Linked DNA regions of Mus musculus: region 1 is linked to region 2. The links are chromatin loops, found by intact Hi-C in ENCODE. Cell type or tissue: left cerebral cortex. All regions are shown on one strand. Each heading gives the region's core, and the rest is flanking DNA. Links, peaks and the distances in the headings are about the cores only.

Evidence for each region. Peaks named below come from ENCODE experiments on the same cell type or tissue, not always from the same donor. Only the 100,000 strongest peaks of a DNase experiment are listed, where the experiment ranks them.
Region 1: a loop joins it to region 2, with 9 times the contacts of the local background. A loop is called at or near these places in 23 of 42 quality-filtered maps.

Annotation. Positions count from the first base shown.
Region 1 is chr6:136,917,184-136,925,516 of GRCm38, forward strand. Erp27 (endoplasmic reticulum protein 27) reads right to left here and starts at 4,997. Exons shown (of 7, transcript NM_026983.2): 1 at 4,846-4,997; 2 at 4,546-4,646; 3 at 2,687-2,824. The coding sequence starts at 4,939. Arhgdib (Rho, GDP dissociation inhibitor (GDI) beta) reads right to left here. Exons shown (of 6, transcript NM_007486.5): 6 at 6,477-7,143. The coding sequence ends at 6,944. In left cerebral cortex, for the core only: a CTCF peak has its summit at 3,592 (motif pointing left); DNase peaks (open chromatin) are centred at 3,597, 4,628 and 8,072.
Region 2 is chr6:136,856,453-136,864,785 of GRCm38, forward strand. It overlaps Art4 (ADP-ribosyltransferase 4), which reads right to left and starts at 1,148. Exons shown (of 3, transcript NM_026639.2): 1 at 711-1,148. The coding sequence starts at 791. In left cerebral cortex, for the core only: a CTCF peak has its summit at 4,725 (motif pointing right); a DNase peak (open chromatin) is centred at 4,738.

The DNA of each region.
Region 1 (8,333 bases), core at 161-8,160, 61 kb after region 2:
TAAATACAGCCTAGTGTAAAAATAGAGATTTTCTTCTGGGGCTAGAGAAATGGTTCAGTGGTTAAGGGTGCTTGGAACCCCTGTAGAATATCTGAATTCAGGTCTCAGTACCCACTACAGATGGTTCACAGCTGCCTGTAACTCCAGCTCCGGCGGGTCTGACACTGTTTTCCGGCCTTTGTAGCACTCAAAAGAACATACAGAGACACGGACACACAGAGACACATGTGTGAATGCAAACAAATCATTACTAGAGCTTTAAGAGGACTGTCCTTGAGTGCTCTAGAGAGCCGCTGTAATGCAGTAGACAGGGGACGCGGAGTACGGAGTCAGGCGCTACCTGACGGTTGTGAAACTCTGGCGAGTTGCTTCAATCTACCTGATGCTTATTCAGTATTGAAAATTCATGGCTCATAGTCTCTCTTCATATTTTGTGAGAACTATAATAATGGCTATCATAGATTAGACACATACACACAGATAGGCAGATGGACAAACAGACAGACAAACACACACACACACACACACACACACACTCACACACACACACACACACACACCAAACTGCAGAAAAAAAATAAGCAAACTGTGGAAAACTGAAAATGATAAAATGTGGATCTAAGTTGAAAGCCTTTCCCAGAAAGTTTGCCATAGGCTTCTGTTCCCCAATGTAAAATAAAATGGTTCCCCCCCCCCCCCCCGTTTCCCTTTGTTACAGTTACTCTGAACTCCTGAAGGATAATCTTATTAACATATGTAGCCAACCTTTGGAAATGTAAACTGAGAAATGTGTTTATGTAACAGTTGGCCTTTCCAGCCTTTCCAAGCACTGCCAAGGAGGTGGCACAAAACCAGCCTGTTTATTTTCTGGCATGGCACATAAATTTTGTCCACCAAAGTTCCAAGACTTCACTCAAAGTAGGGCTGTCACTAGTGGTCGACATAAACCAGATGCTAAGGAAGGGGGCAGAGCCCAAAAGAGCCACCAACAGGGCTTTATAAAGGATACATTGTAAGCAAAGTTTACACTACCAGCAGGATTGCTCGGCTCTTTTGTGTGTGTGTGTGGGGGGGGGCTTGAACCTGTGGTCCTCTTGCCTTAGACTCCTGACTGCTGGGCTCACAGGGCTGAATCTCCTAGCTTGGCATAGCACCTTTTCTATTACTTCTATTGCTACTTCTCCACTATAAATTCTTTATGTCTATTTAAGTATATATGGGTGGATATTTTGCCTACGGGTCAGTCTGTGACCCACCTGTGTGCTTCATGTTTGAGAAGGCCAGAAGATGCAGTCAGATCCGGATCTGAAGTTGAGAGATGCAATGTGGCTACTGGGAATGAAACCCAGGCTCTCTGCAAGACGTCCAGCACTCTTAGCCTCTAGGCTGTCTCTCCAGCCACTGCAGACCTTCACTAAGCGTCACGAAGTCCATTTTGCTTAGCTAGCAAGGTCTCTCACTTCGCATACCTTTTTCCTAATAGTCCATCTTATTCTTTGTTTCCAAAATAACCTTGCTAAAGCTCACTCCTGTCCATGCTGCTTTACTGATCCAAAGGCTTTCCAAATACCAATCAAGTTAAGTGCAAATCTAAGGCGCTGGTACTGTGGTTTTAGCACAAATGTGGTTCTAATAAACCCTCCCTCTCTTCTATGCCTTTCCCTGTACCCTGTGCCTTGGGGTCACGTTGGCATCGTTGATTCTTAAGTACATTTAGTTTTTCTCCTTTGGCCATGATCCTTCTTTAGAGTACCCTAGTTTCTCTAACATACACTTCCCAGTTTAGCTGTCCCCTTTGTATTGTTTATATATATATATATATATTCACACTATTTCCACTCCTGTAACACCTTACCTATTGTGGCGTTCTGTATTAGATTATAATCTTCACTCTGATGTAAGATCTATGAGAGCAGACAGTATATTCAATATGTTTTTATCACAAGCTCCTTCCACGTAAGAGCTGTCTAATAAAATGTTTGATAAACTTAAGTCAAATGCTCAGCATATGAACAGATAAAATTATGGGGCCGGGCATGTAGCTCAGTTGATGGTGCGATTACCTAAAGCACATGAAGCCCTGGGTTTGATTCTCCGGCGCTGCGTAGGTGGGGCACACCTGTAATCTCAGTAATTTAGGAAGTGGAGGATAAGAAGTTTAAGGTAATCTTCATCTATGAATCGAGTAGCCATCCTGAGCTACATCAAACCTCATTATATATGTGTATATATATATGCACATGTATGTATGATATATATCATAAAACTCCTGGTCTCTGTCTGTCTATCTGTCTGTCACACCATCCCTGGTGTGTGTGTGTGTGTGTGTGTGTGTGTGTGTGTGTGTGTGTGTATGTGTGTGCACTTCCCTATTTAACATGACCTTGGAGATAATACGGTCAGACCTTTTATTCTATAGCTATAAGAAGCTAATACACACTAAACAGCTGACCCACTCCGTTTCTCTGGCAAGGGACCAAGCAGCACCTTTACTGCCCCATCTTGGCTCTCAGTTCCTGTTCTCTGCAAGCCGCATCCCCACCTGCTTTGCCAGCCTGAACTGAGTCACTCTCCTGGTCAACAATGTCCCTGAACTTGGCACCAACGTTAGTGTCAAAGACAAAGAGTTCTTTCCCATCTCACAAGGGAAAACTAGAGGAAGGCTGGAGCTGCCAGCCCGTCTTACCAGTCGAAAGAGGCAGATGCTGTTGCTGGTGACATTGTAATGGGTCAGGACCTCAGAATGGTTGCTGATTCCAAACGATACATCTTGGAACTGTCGTGCCATGCTCCGGAACACAGACACGATCGGTATTTCTAAATCCTAAAGACAAAACAAAGCAAACAAGTGAAGAGACATAGAAGGAAGAAAGATATGCTCATGCCAGACGTTATCCTTACACATGCAGGCTATACTTGCAGTGTCATTTTTGAGTGTCCCAGGCTCTGTGAGAATATTGGTTATTATCAAAATTGTGTGGGCTAGTCGTACAGCCTGAATTCTACCTGTAGCTGAGGGATGCCTTGGTGTCCAGAGGTCTGTGAAGATGGACGATATAGCCATTCAAGCACCCAGAGAAGCAAATGTTTTGGGAACAATTTGTGGAGGAACAGGAAGATGTAACATAAAGGAGCAGGGGCTTAGCATGGTCCTCAGGAGATGTGCAGGAGCTGAGGTCATGTCCCCCCCTTCCAGGGATCCTTTCAGGCTTGCGCATGAGGGTACTTAATGGCCTGTGCACCTGTTGTACCCCAGGCCCGCAGTTAGGAAGCTGGGAGTCCAGTCATTAGTGATGGCCTCTCTCCTCCCACGGACACTACCACTGTAGTCCTTGCTGTGTCAGGACGGCTGTCCACAGAAGCTCCAGGAAGTACACAAGAGTAAACCTACATCTCACTGAGCTAAAGGCCATGTGAAAGGAGAAGGGACGGTTGCTACTCTCGAGTCTGGGATCACAAGACAGAACTGGAGACTCGCTCTTTTGAAAGGAAGAGGGCATTCACTTAGAAGCTGTGGACATTTGTTGGAGGGCTCCCTGGTTTGTAATCTGGGCTTTGGAATTGAATTGCTCAAGGACCCGATGGCTCCATCTGGTGGTCTCTTGTGTTACTACACCCTTCTCATTCTTTGCTCTTTCCTTTCTGAAACTCAGTCCCTTAGCACCAAAACCGGACTCCTGCTGGCACCCCATCTCAGCCATTTCCAGCTGTGTACACGGAATGGACAGGGTGACTGTGGGTTGGAATCAAGGGATGGAAGTAGACAAGAATGTCTGAAGAACGGCTGGATTAGCTGTGAGGATTGCCATCTGCTATTAGCAGAGCGAGAGGGAAAGGCTGGGATGAGACCCTCTTGTGTGTGACTGTCTACGTGTTAGCCTACAGCCAATGAGGAAGCTGTCAGTTATCCTGTCACCTTCTTCAGTATTCGGAGAAGGCGAGAAAGACGAGTGAAGGCCTCCCTATTTTTTTTTTTTTTTTAGCACATCCTGTGAAAAGTGTTTCCAGGTTTTATTGGTTTGGCCTGAGTGTGTGGCATAGTCCTTTTAGACCACTACTCAGGAGGCTGAGGCAGGAGGATTGTCCATGTGAGAGAAGCACAGGCTACACTGCAAGTTCTAGGCTGGCCTTAGTTTTGAGACCCTATCTTGAATAATAAATTAATGAATAAACGAATAAAATTTAAAAGTGCCTCTACTTTCCCTTCCGCCTGTGAGCAGGGTTCTATGGGTCCAGACTCAGGGAGTTTAGGGCATTTAGGACAACGATGAGATTTGACTGACTCCCTGCTGACACCTGCTTTCTTTCAAAGTGTCCACAGGTAAGGAGATTCAGCCATGAGACTCAGAGACCCTGAAGCAAGCGAGTGAAAGACCTCATGCGGAGGGCAGACAGCTTTGAAACAAAAGAACCTTGGATGATAATCTGAAAGCAGAGTGTGTGCCCTCTCACTCCCAAATGTCACTAGCCCAACAGGCCCCTGGATTGACTACCTTAAAGCCAAGATGCCCGATTATGGGTATGCAGGTGGGGTGTATCACAAACCTGGAAGAAGCCTATGACTGCCACTTCAGCAGCAGCGATGAGTTCCACGGTGGCTGGGACGTCTGTGAGCCATATGGGTTCCTGGGTAGTGCTGAGACCATCTGCAGTGAGAGGAGAGGAAGTGTGGGCAATATGCATCTTAACCCAGAAGCGTCTGGAAAATTTCTAGTTTGGAATGAAAGCACGCATGGTATTTTCTCGAGTCCCTGTCCCTGTCTTTTCCTCATGGCAGCTTCACTGTGGCCACACCACTGCCCCACCCCCACCCCTTTTTTCTTTTTCTATTTTTCTTTCTTTTACCCGTGGCTTCTTCCACATCTGCTGTAACCTCTGGAACCAGCCCACACACGAGGACAAACGAGAGGATTAGGCATCTAGACCTGGTGATTTTCATTGTTGCTCTCTGGTGCCCACTGTAGATGTTGAGAGTGGGTGCCAATCCAGGACAGGCTGGTGAACTGAAGTGGTTGTGTGTTATAAGAGCTCTGGGAACCTTGCAGCTGACTCCAGGGGGGAACTTTCACCTTCTGTGATAAGTGGCTCACAGTGGAAGAGCTCTGGAACATATCCAGCCAGAAGGAAGTCGGGTCCGTTCATTTAAATAATAAAAAAAAATATGTAGGTACTCTATGCGGCTTATTGATTTAAGCAGTCTATAAATATGGCTGTGAGCTGACCCAGTGCCTCTCAGCTTACGTTTGTTTTTGTTTGTTTGTTTGATTGGTTGGTTTTGGTTTTTTGAGACAGGGTTTCTCTGTGTAGCCCTGGCTGTCCTGGAATTCACTCTGTAGACCAGGCTGTCCTCAAACTCAGAAATCTGCCTGCCTCTGTCTCCCAAGTGCTGGGATTAAAGGCGTGCGCCACCACTGCCCAGCTCAGCTTACATTCTTGATGGGAGAGGTGAACACAAAAATCCATGATTTAAACATGTATCAGAGAGTGGTAAAACACAGAAAAATTCATAGGCTGCTGTGAGAGACACGGGGAACTCTTAGGGCCATGTGGGATTTGATGGAGGATGTCTGCCTCGAAGTCGCTACAGACAGAGGCCTGGGCGAATAGGCTCTGGGCATCAAAATGTGGAACGGACTTGTGTTGCTTTTCCCTGCTGTGAGAAAATATTTTAAGTGACCAGAGCAACCTAAAGAAGGTGGGGTTTATTTTGGTTCCCAGTTTGAGGGTGCAGTCAATCACAGCAAGGAAGGCACCCGGCAGGGAGGAAGGCACCCTGCAGGAGATCGAGACGGCTGGTCACACTATACCCACAGTTAGGAATGATGATGAGGGATGGTGGTGTTCAGCCTGCTTTCTCCATTGTAATATGTCCCGGCACGGAAGGACACCACCCATAGGTAGGGTGAGTCTTCCCACCTCCATGAACCTAATTTAGAAACTCCCTCACAAGCAGGCCTCGGGGGCTCTTCTCCTAGGTGGCTCTAGAGTCTGTCAAGCTGATGATCACTATTAACCAATCACAAGGGATTTAACGGGGAAGAGCCAAAAATCTAGAGGTGAAAACAGAATGTGAAAGAACTTTAGTCACTGAGAATCATGGGAAGGAAGAGAGTGATCCGTGTGGAGACCATCTTGCGATAGGCCTTTATGTGACGTAATACAATGAAGTAGCGTTGACGCTTCCACTTCTTCATCAGTAGATGTTGGGAGCCCACGAAGCAGGAGACAGCCTGATTTGACCCACGAGTCAAGGCTAAGAAGAGGTTTCTACAGGCAGTGGGGTGTTCATCTCAATCTTAGATGAGGCCATTCTAAGAAAATATTACACAATCAATGAGATTTAGAATGTTCATCCTCTGTATTATTAACATTCACTGACCATTATATTGTGACAACCCGTTGGCAAAGACATACATATCCCCTGTACCATGGCTCTCATCCATACGCCCATGCATAAGACAACTCACAATGTGGGCTTTCTGGTACCATATTTATTTAAGGGCAAAGGAAAGCAAATGAGGTTCTCAGTCACACACACAACGATTTTATTCTTTTCCTTTGGTGTTGTTTACAGTGTCTCCCACAAAAGGAGAGCTCCCCTTGGCAGAGAAGACAACGGGGTTCATCGAACCGGAAGAACCCAGTGGCAAGAATAAACTTCTGAACAGAAGGCCAAGGAGGCGTCAGCCGGAGCTTGCCCATTTCTTGACCTTCAGGACTCAAGGTGGGAGAAGCCAGGGTTTTAAGTCTCATTTGCAGGGAACACTCTGAGAGATGGGGTAAGATAAAACATATTGGTGATGAAATGTGTGTGTGTGTGTGTGTGACAGAGAAAGGGCCTAGCTAGGAACAGGGAGGGAGGAGGGAGTTTGTGATGATCAACATGGTCGGGAGAACTCTTCTGGTGGGTGAGGAAGGTGACAGGAGGGACGGACAGACGCACTCATTCTGTCCAATCCTTCTTAATGGCCAGGTTCCATTCCCAGGTGAGGTGGTCCTGTTTGTCGTCATCCGTGAAGAAGGACTTGTTGTGGTAAGTGCCTCGGGCCAGCATGCCCTTGGGAGCTTCCTCTACTGGAGTGAGGAATTCGTACTCCTCTGGTCGGGGCCCATAGCTGCCAACCATGAATGTGGCTTTATCCACTGGGAAGAAAGAAAGGGCTATTAGTGTGAGAGTCTGGTGTCAGAAAAGAAACTAAAAATGGGAGAGCCTGGTACGCAGCTCACATGGGCAGAAGCTGAAGCAAGTGTCCAAGCCTGGCCGAACATCTCTCTCTCTCTCTCTCTTTCTTTCTTTCTCCGTTTCTTTCCTTTTTATAACTAAGCCAGGTGTGCACAATTCCATTTGTAGTATCAGGGAAGCTAAGGTACGAACAAGTTTAAGACCAGGTCGAGCTGCATGCACACACAGGAGACCTTGTCTCAGAGCCCAAACAGTCCCTCCAGACAGATATACTAAAGCATCCTTAAGACCCCAAATTCCTTTGAAAAATGTGACTCATTTTGCCCCTCACTCCCCATACTTGGGGGGTGGAGTTTCAGTAAAAGTGTCAGAGTTGATTCTGATTATTAAGCCATAGTATGGCGTGACTTAAGTCGGTGGGCCTGAAATCTCTTTCCAGAGATGTAGCAGATTGCACCGTTAAAAACTGACAGAGGACAGTCAGGTAGGCAAACAAGTTGAGAGACCTACATTCTGACCCCAGGTTTGAAGCAGTTCAAGATTGGCAGCTTGCAGGGCGTTCTTTCTTTCTCTATATTACAGACTTCAATGTCATTCTATGAATGTCTTAGTTAGAGAGAGGGTCACTGTGACATCTGGGGATCAGGATATATAGAATTTAGGAATCTGAATGTTAGGTGAGAGGGGAGATCAGCAAATTGGTCAAAAGTTTAAAAAAAAACAGAGAATTTGGTACATGAGGTCAACCAACTGTACTTACGAGGGAGGGGAACGCTGGGGTGTGAATTCAGAACAGCTGGGGTTTAAATGGCACAGAGAGCTGGGAGGCGGGTACAGCTACCCTTCTAACTGCTGCACACTTTAGAGGGACAACTGCACACATGCCAGGGGCTGCTCGCTGACGTGAGTCAGCGCTGCCTCTGGGCTGGGAGGAAGTAGGAAACTGAGCTGGGTTTTCACCCGAGCAGACACTAGCAAGGCCAACAGTGTGTCTCAGGCCCCCAATCGTCTCTGGAATTTGATAGACTGGTTCCCATGTCCTGCAATCACATCAAATCATAACTTCCCTTGGCTCTTCTGTGGCTTTGGGGACTGGGCTCTGTCATATTGTTCCCGCATCTGGCACAGAGAGTAAGAAGGCCAGGGAGGA
Region 2 (8,333 bases), core at 248-8,247:
CTGTATCAGCATCACCTACACTCAACCATTTCTGGGCAAAACAACGATGCTTTTCTCATGAGCAGCACTCACCAAAAGGCAAGATTCTGCCCAAGGCCAGCGTTGTTGGGGGCGGAGCTAGAGAACACACGGTTTGGTATTTTAACCGTGTGATTTATGATGTCATGCTGTCTAGTTACATACAATCTAGAGTCAATTTTACAGACTGATTGGATGATGTGAACCAGTGCACCAGATTTTAAAACAAGCTTCCATTAATCCAAGCCAAGAATCACATTCTGTCAAATATCAAAATGAACTCTGACACATTTTTAACATGTCTCCAGATCTCAAATGTTTCCTGTGTCACCCATTATCATTAGCTTATTTTTAGTTTATAGATATTTAAAATTAGGATACTCCAAATGTGTGCTATCTGTATAAAGCGGTTTTGAGTTAAACAGGTTAGTCTACATTATTGCCCCGGTGGAATCATTGCTTTAATACTTAAAAGAATCGGGAAAATAACTCAATGGCACTCACATCAATTATGCCAGATTTATGACTTAAAAATTTTTAATTTTTATAGCAATTTTCCCTGTCACTCTTTACTAACATTGTTTATTCTTAGATTGCCAGTGGCTAAGTTCTTAGCAATTAGGTGGCCCCCAGGTGAATAGCCTGTTGGTGCATCGTTGATCATGAGAGACCAACTTTTCGATAGCCCCTACCTCAGTGCTCCCCGCGGGTGTCTGCTGGACCCAGAGCAGTAGCAGCAGGGTGAGCTGCCCTCCTGGAAGCCACAGCGCCATCCTCCTGTCTGTAGCACTTGGTAGACACGTTCTCTTAGATCTACTGGTCAGTGGGCAGCTTGGTGGTTTGTGTCAGCAACACTTCTTTATTCTGAAAGCCTCGTCCCAGAATACGCTCTAGAGTCCTCCTTTGGCATTTTCTTTTCCGGCTGTGTCTGAGGTTCTGCTCCTGCCGCAACTGTGACTTCTGTTGAATATCAACAACCTCAACAACCGACAGTTTCCTCCAAGGTAGAAGTCTAGCGCCTTTGCAGTGTTGAAGTCTCCGCGAAAGGGCCAGATGTGCGCGGCACAGAATGGTTTTCAGTGTAAAGAAGGCAAAAACCGTCTCTCTGTCTAGTCGGCATGCAGGGGAATGCCAAGGGTCTGTTCAGGGTCAGGCTGTGCAGTTCAGCCTTGCCTTTCCCAGATCGACAAGAAAAGGCATGCTCCAGGAGTACTCGGGCCAAGTCCCATTATCTGCAGCCCCAGGCTTTCCCTGTGAGCCACTGCAGTGGCACATGAAGCGCAGCTGGGGAGATGCGATCTTAAGGTGGACCTGTGTCAGGCTCATCTGGCAGTGCTGATAGCCCTGCCCTGGAATGATTGCCCTCCAGCAGCACAGGCTTTTAATGTTGTGTGTTCTTTGCTGCCTCTCCACGGTGTGTTTGAAACATCCCCGTTCAGAGACGGGGGCTGTTGGAGTCACAGCTTTGAATGTTTATTTCTTTTGAGAGCTTCAGGTTTTCTATCTATTGTAATCTGCAATGAGGCCCGCAGGCAGGAGTTAAGTCCGACTTTCCACTGTTAACCACATTTCCTGCTCAAGTCTGGCTGTCCTTCCACTACTCCCGACCTTTCAGAGTCTGCTGGCTCGCAGACGTTGTTTATGTTCCCTGCCTCTTATCTAACTGTGACAAGAACCAAATTCCGTTCTTGGGAATTGTGGTCCTGCTTTCTTTTTACCACGTTAAATATTGGTCTGTCTGAAGTTTCCCAAGTCATAGAAGCATAAAAGAAGGAACGCTAATTATTCAAAATGATTGCTTGGAGAAAGCCACTATTTTGATTTACATTTTGGCTTTATACCCACAACACACACACACACACACACACACACACACACACACACACACAGAGCAGAAGTGAAATCACAAGACTTTGTATACTGTTTGTTTCCCATTAATGTTTTATTTATTTATTTGTTTGTTTCTCACAAGTGTGTGTGTGTGTGTGTGTGCTTGTGTGTGTGTTCAACTTGAGTGTCTTCCTACCCCTCACTCTCCACCTTAGTTTTTGATCCGGGCTTTCAGTGAACCTGGAGCTCACAGATTTGGTAGTGGATTGAGAAGCCCCGTGTCTGCGTCCCCATACTAGGACTGCAGGCGCGTGCTGCGTTTGTTCTGTTGTTGCTCTGCCTGATGAGTTCCTGTGAGCTGCATGGCCAGTGCCTTCCCAGCAGAGCCGTCTTTCCAGCCCTAATGATTAATTTTTCAAGGGTTTTTTTCAAGATAGTGTCTCATATATCCGAGGCTGGTTTTGAACTCAATATGGAACTGAGGCTGACACTCAATCTTTGATCCTCTGTCTCTATCTCCTGGGTACTGGAATAGCAGGGGTAAGCCATCATAACCTGTTTCTATGGTACTGGGGGGTCAGACTGCCAGGCCTTTATGCTAGACAAGCACTCGACCAATGCAGCTGCATCAGCAGCCAGCACTGTAACATTTACTATTAATGTGTGTGTGTGTGTGTGTGTGTGTGTGTGTGTGTGTGTGTGTGTGTGTAGCTCGAACTTGCCTTGAATTCTTGATTCTCTGTCCCTGTCTCAGGAGTGCTGGGATTACAGATGTGCTCAAGAGCTCCAAACTTAAGATAAAGCCATGTTTACTGTTTCCCACTAATACCTAATACTTGACAAAATTGACTAGCTGCTCAGGATCAGAATAGGTGCATAGGTGGAGACATCGGAACTAGCGAGGATTAGGCAAGGGCAAGCATAGAGAATGTACCGCGAGGAGGTGAAACTCAGCCAGTTTCTTAATGGACTTTAAAAATGGCTTTTAAATAAGATTTTACTCTGTGGTTCATTTTTCTCTTTCTTCCCTTCTTTTCTTCTTCCTCCCTCCCCCCTTCTTTGTGACCGAGTCTAACTCTGTAGCCTTGGCTAGCCTGGAACAGTTTGTGTAGACTGGCCTCAGTGTTACAGAGATATGCTGCCCCTGCTCCCTGAGTGCTCTGATTAAAGGTGTTTGTCGCCACAGCCAGCGGCTCTGTAAGTCTTAAACTTACCTTTAACCTAACAGCAATTTGAACTGGCCATGGATTTGACCCGGCACAGTGAAGCCTGTGTGCTCTGCCACACACAGTTCTTTCCTGTAGCTGTGTCTCATGAACCATGACACAGTATGACAGCCAGGAGACAGATTCTGGTGGAATGGAACGTGTGCACGTCTGTCGCCTTTCATCACTTGCAGAGCCTTTAGGAGACGCACTCGGCCACTATAAAGATGTAAATCCAGGGGCTGGAGAGATGGCTCAGTGGGTAAGACGGTTTGCCACCCTCACAGAGGAGCTGGGTTTGACTCCCAGCACCCACACGGCAGCTCACAGTGAACTGTAACTCCAGCTACAGGGGGTCTTATATCCTCATCCAGTCTCCACAGACAAAAGGTACACATGTGCTGCGTAGACTTGCAAGCAGGCAGAACACCCTCTCTCTCACACACAAATAAATAGACAAATAAATAAAATATAAGAAAAATGGAAAACTACATATCACTACATAAACCTAATCGTGACCTTGTGACCTCTAGGAGTCATGGCTTCTCTCTCCTCCCTGCCACCCCTAATCTCTAGAAATAACTGTTTTCCCATTGCCCCTGCAGATTTGTCACTTGAAGGATATTGGATAAACAAAGCACACAGGGTGTTGATGTTTTTTAACCTTTCCCCACTCAGCGTAATGCCCTTGAGGCCGACATGCAGGACTTAGGTTTTGCGGTTGTATAATAGTCTTTCATTAGGTGCTCCTGCTAAGGGACCACTGAGTGCCTTCCCTTTAATGTTCCGTTTTGGACTATCGTTGCTAACTCTCGGACATGCTTGCAGCACGAGCCTGAGTGTGTTTTCTGTATGCTTGAAGACATAATCGAGAGAACTGACCGCTGAGATATGAATGTGTATATTTAGGTTTAATGGCAGCCACCAGCGATGTTTGAAATGGCCTCTTAAGATGTTTGAAATTCTTAGATTCCCCATTACCAGCTGCTCCTGGGTATTGGAGGCATGGCAAGAACTGGAGTTAGAATCTGAGCGTTACCACCGTGCTCCTCACTCATTCACACACTGGCTAAGCTAGCTTTAAGGTGAGACATCTTGCTGGGCCTCACAGACTCAGGAAGGTTAGCGAGGTCAGACTCCTGCTTTCGTGAGAGACTCTGCTGGGCACCTCTTCTGTTTGGCTTTATGCTTGTTTTCTCAGCCTGCAAGAGAGTCAGGAGTAGAGACATTTAGAACCTTTTATCTTCATTTTTATTGGATGAATGTTTTGCTTTCATGTATCTGTTTGCCACATGTGTGCCTGGTGCCTGTGGAGGTCAGAGGAGGGCATCGCATCTTCAGGTTTGATAGGTGGCTGTGAACCCACACCCTCAGGTTTGATAGGTAGGTGTGAACCTCTCTGTGTGGGAATTGAACTCAGGTTCTCTGCAAGAGCAGTAAGTGCTGTTAACATCTGTGCCACCTCTCCAGTCCCGAAAGAGTCACCTTAACTTTCACTCCCTAGATGTGGCTACTGAGGTGAGGTTTTGGGAAATTGAACGAGTTACTTACTCTCCTGTCCTTCATACTCCACTGTCTCCCCAAGCTCGAAATGAGTGGTGTCAGTTTGTAATTATTGTTTGGGCAGCGTTCGCTAACATTCTTACTGTGAATGCCACTTCTAGACTTAGACCAGTAGAGGGCAGCAGGAACTTTGATAACATTTAATGTGATTCCCTGTGTTGTGTGTTGCAGGAGGAAAAGGAAAGTGTTTTTCAGTGTGATTTTTTTTCAGGCCTTACATTAAGTAGTTTAGTCACTGGGAGGGTCTTGCCTAGAGTTTAGGGGTGGGAGATGCTTGTATAGCCCTACTCGATTCTCAGCAGCTCCTGTTGAGATCTTGAACTCTCACCCGTGTGTCGGTTTTATCGACGAGGCATCTTACTGCTAGAAATCCGTGCTGTTGCCAGGAGAGGAGTTTGGTAGAGGCCCCGTATTCGACAGTCAAATCATTTTTAAGCTGCCTGTACTTTGTAACTCTCAGTTATCATTTACCGTCAACATCCTCAGAGAAGTGAGTGAAGCTGTCAGCTACCGCGGTGACTGTGAATCAATCCACTCTCTGCCCTATCAAGAAAGCATCTTAGGCTGTACCTGAGCCCTACAACAGCTGGAGAAGTGTTTGTTGAATGAATGAATGAATGAATGAATGAATGAATGAACAAGGGAGGGAGGGAGGGACTGTGGTGAAATGTCAGTACCCAGTGCTGCTCATCCTCCCCATACATTCCTTTATTCTGGACAGACCTCTGAACACTATAATATGTTTATCAGCTCCTTGAAGATCTTATGCAGTCCATTCTGATCATATTGCTTTTCCGCCCCTCCCCCAGCTCCTCCTGAGTCTGCATCCCACCTCCCCCGGCCTCTCCCAACTTTGCATCCTTTTTACAAATATCCCACCAAGTCCATGTGTGCTACCCATATACTCATGGGTTCGGGGCCATCCACAGGAGTGTGCTTGACCGTCCAGGGGACACCCACCTAAAGAAGAATAGTCTGCCTTCCCAGAAGCCATTGGCCATCGATAGCGTCTCATTTAGGGTGGGGACTCATAAGACTCTCCACTCCATGTTAGAATGCTCGTTGGCTTAGCCTTGTGCCGGAGACCAGAGCTGCTGTGGGTTCCAGAAGACAGAGGTGCTGCCGCTTCCAGTGGTCACTGTTATACCTTGGTACTCCATGACTCCAACCCTTCCTGTTCTGCCACCCGTCTCTGCGAAGTCCCCAGAGCCTTGCAAGGGTGGGTGGGTGTTATCCTGCGAACAGCTCTCATGGAGTTAAAACGCTCACTGTCTTCCTGTAAAACACTCTCCGTGCTACAGCTGGACATAACAGAGCCTGGAACGATGTAGGCCTTGTAGCTCCGTGTTCCAGCCAAGTGACACCTCTGCTATGTTGAGAAGCGGGAAGAAGGCCTTAGTAGGGATTGGGAATCCCACTCTGCAAAGCCATGTGCTAAATAAATCTTTACTTTAAAAAAAATTGTTAAAACCTAGGGAGATGCACAGCTAGCGTGTTGGCAGTCAGGACAATGTAAAGGAATGGGTCTTCTTCCTCCACTCTGATGGCCCAGGTCATCGGTCTTGGTGGCAAGTGCTTTTCACCCTGAGTTCTTTGGTCTCCCTTATTGAGGCCGAGGATGTGGCCGAGTTGGAAGGATGCTCTGTTAGCATTCATGAGCCTCTGAGTTCACCCCTCAGAACTGGTGTAAAACCAGGCATGGTTACACCTTTCTCAGCCTACACAAGACTCTGCCTACAAAACCTCTTCCTTCTTGATAACTTTCCCAGTCCGAAGTACTCAGCAACTGAAAACAATGTGAAGCAGGCGCTTCCTCCTCTCCCTAGACACAGGGAGGACCTCCTTCAGGGATACAGTGAGTGGGCTCATCCATAGGAAACAGGATGGAGGCGATGGTTGGGAGAGCACAGGACTGGACCTGTCTTACGTGAGCATCTGCAGCGTCACTTGCAGGGAAGGTTTTGAACTTTATGTGTGTGCATAGGTGAATTATTTTAGGAACTTCGAGAAACCCAGACCCAAGAGAAGTGTATGTTTATTCTCAATTCTTTCCCACAAACTAAGTTCAAGGCTGTGCCAGGAGAGAGAGTCCCCTCCTCCACCTACAACAGGCCCAGCAGTAAGGAAAAAGCAGGGGACACCAGACTGGAAGAGGTGAGAAAATTATGATACACACACACACACACACACACACACACACACACACACACACACACACCCCTAAGTAAGATGTTAACTCCTAATACAATTAGCTGCCAATTGTGCATGAAGTCGAGGGTCTCCAGGATACAGACAAGGAAGTCAGACCGTTGCTAAGACATAGGGCAACCCACGGAAATACAACTGGAGCTGAGCTGGACACTGGTAGGCAGGGATCCACACCTCATAGTTTCCACATTCTCTGGAATCTTACACACACGTCTACTTAATTTTCCCTTCTGTTTTTCTTGCAGCTTCTCTAGGCTCTAAGACAAATTTTTTCCCAGTTCCCACGGTCCTTAGAGACATCACCGTGGGTTATGGCAATGCAATATTTCCATCCTTTTTGTTTGACAGATTATTATTTATTTTCATCACAGGGTCTCACGTAATCCAGGTGGCCTCAAGCTATCCAAGTACCATTTGTAACCCTGATCCTCCTGCCTCTCCTAAGATGCTACAATTACAGGCTTGTGCCGCCATGTCTACCTAGAGTTGGCTTAATTTTAAATATCTAATTTGTTCTAGAACTTGACCTCTTTTATTGCCAGCAGCTTAGGTCCCGTAAAGCCAGGTAGAGACAAGAGATTTTTGTTTTAGATGCTTTCCAGCTTCCCAGGTGAGCTCTGCAGATCCTTAGAGATGTCATACACATGGCATCAGTTGTGCCAGTGGCTAAGTGAGCTTTTCTTTAGGTGCGTACACAGTGGGGGAAAATAGCATCTTAAAGGCTTCCTGATTTGGTCTTGCTAGCTCAGTGGATTCCTATTCTGTCATGGATGTTTTAAGGATGACTGTATTTTGTTGTCATTGTTCCTATAGAAGAAGATGGTGCAGTGTATATCTTGCAAACAAAGGCTTTTCAAGTTCAACACACTTTTGATTGTAAATGTGTTAACTGAACAACTCGATACTGTTATCCTAATGTAGAAACCAGCAAGACACATTTTAGCTGAAACGTAACATAGGTTTTCTGGTCTTAGCATGTGGTTTCATCGCTTCATTAATAGTAATTTTCTTTCCTTAATTAAAAAAATATGTCTTTAAATGTTGTTTCAGGCTGGCAGATCTTTGGGCAAAACCCTAATTGCTGTCAAGGAAAACATTGTTTTGCAGCCAATGTGCGAGCGACCGCAGTTACGCTTTCATGTAAGTTGTGTACAAAACTGTAATGTTGAGAAAGGAAAGTTTTGGTCAATCTGGTGCCTCTGGATTCCAACTGCAGTCACATAAACATTGACATTTTGTGACTAATGAGCAGGAAAAACAGCTACTCACACTCGGAGTCCAGCTTAGACACTGTTCACATATTGACCGGTAGAATGGCCAGTTCTAATTCTCCCCGTGATTTGAACCATGATGATCTAAGCCAGCAGCGGGATAGGATGGGGAGCCGACATGCCTGGTCTCTTGCTTGATCACGTGGGCCAGACCCAACCTCGGACTCCGTGACCTTAGTCTTGGCTTTCAGGTCACAGAGGTAGATGAATCTTCAGAAGCGGTCATTATGGAACATGT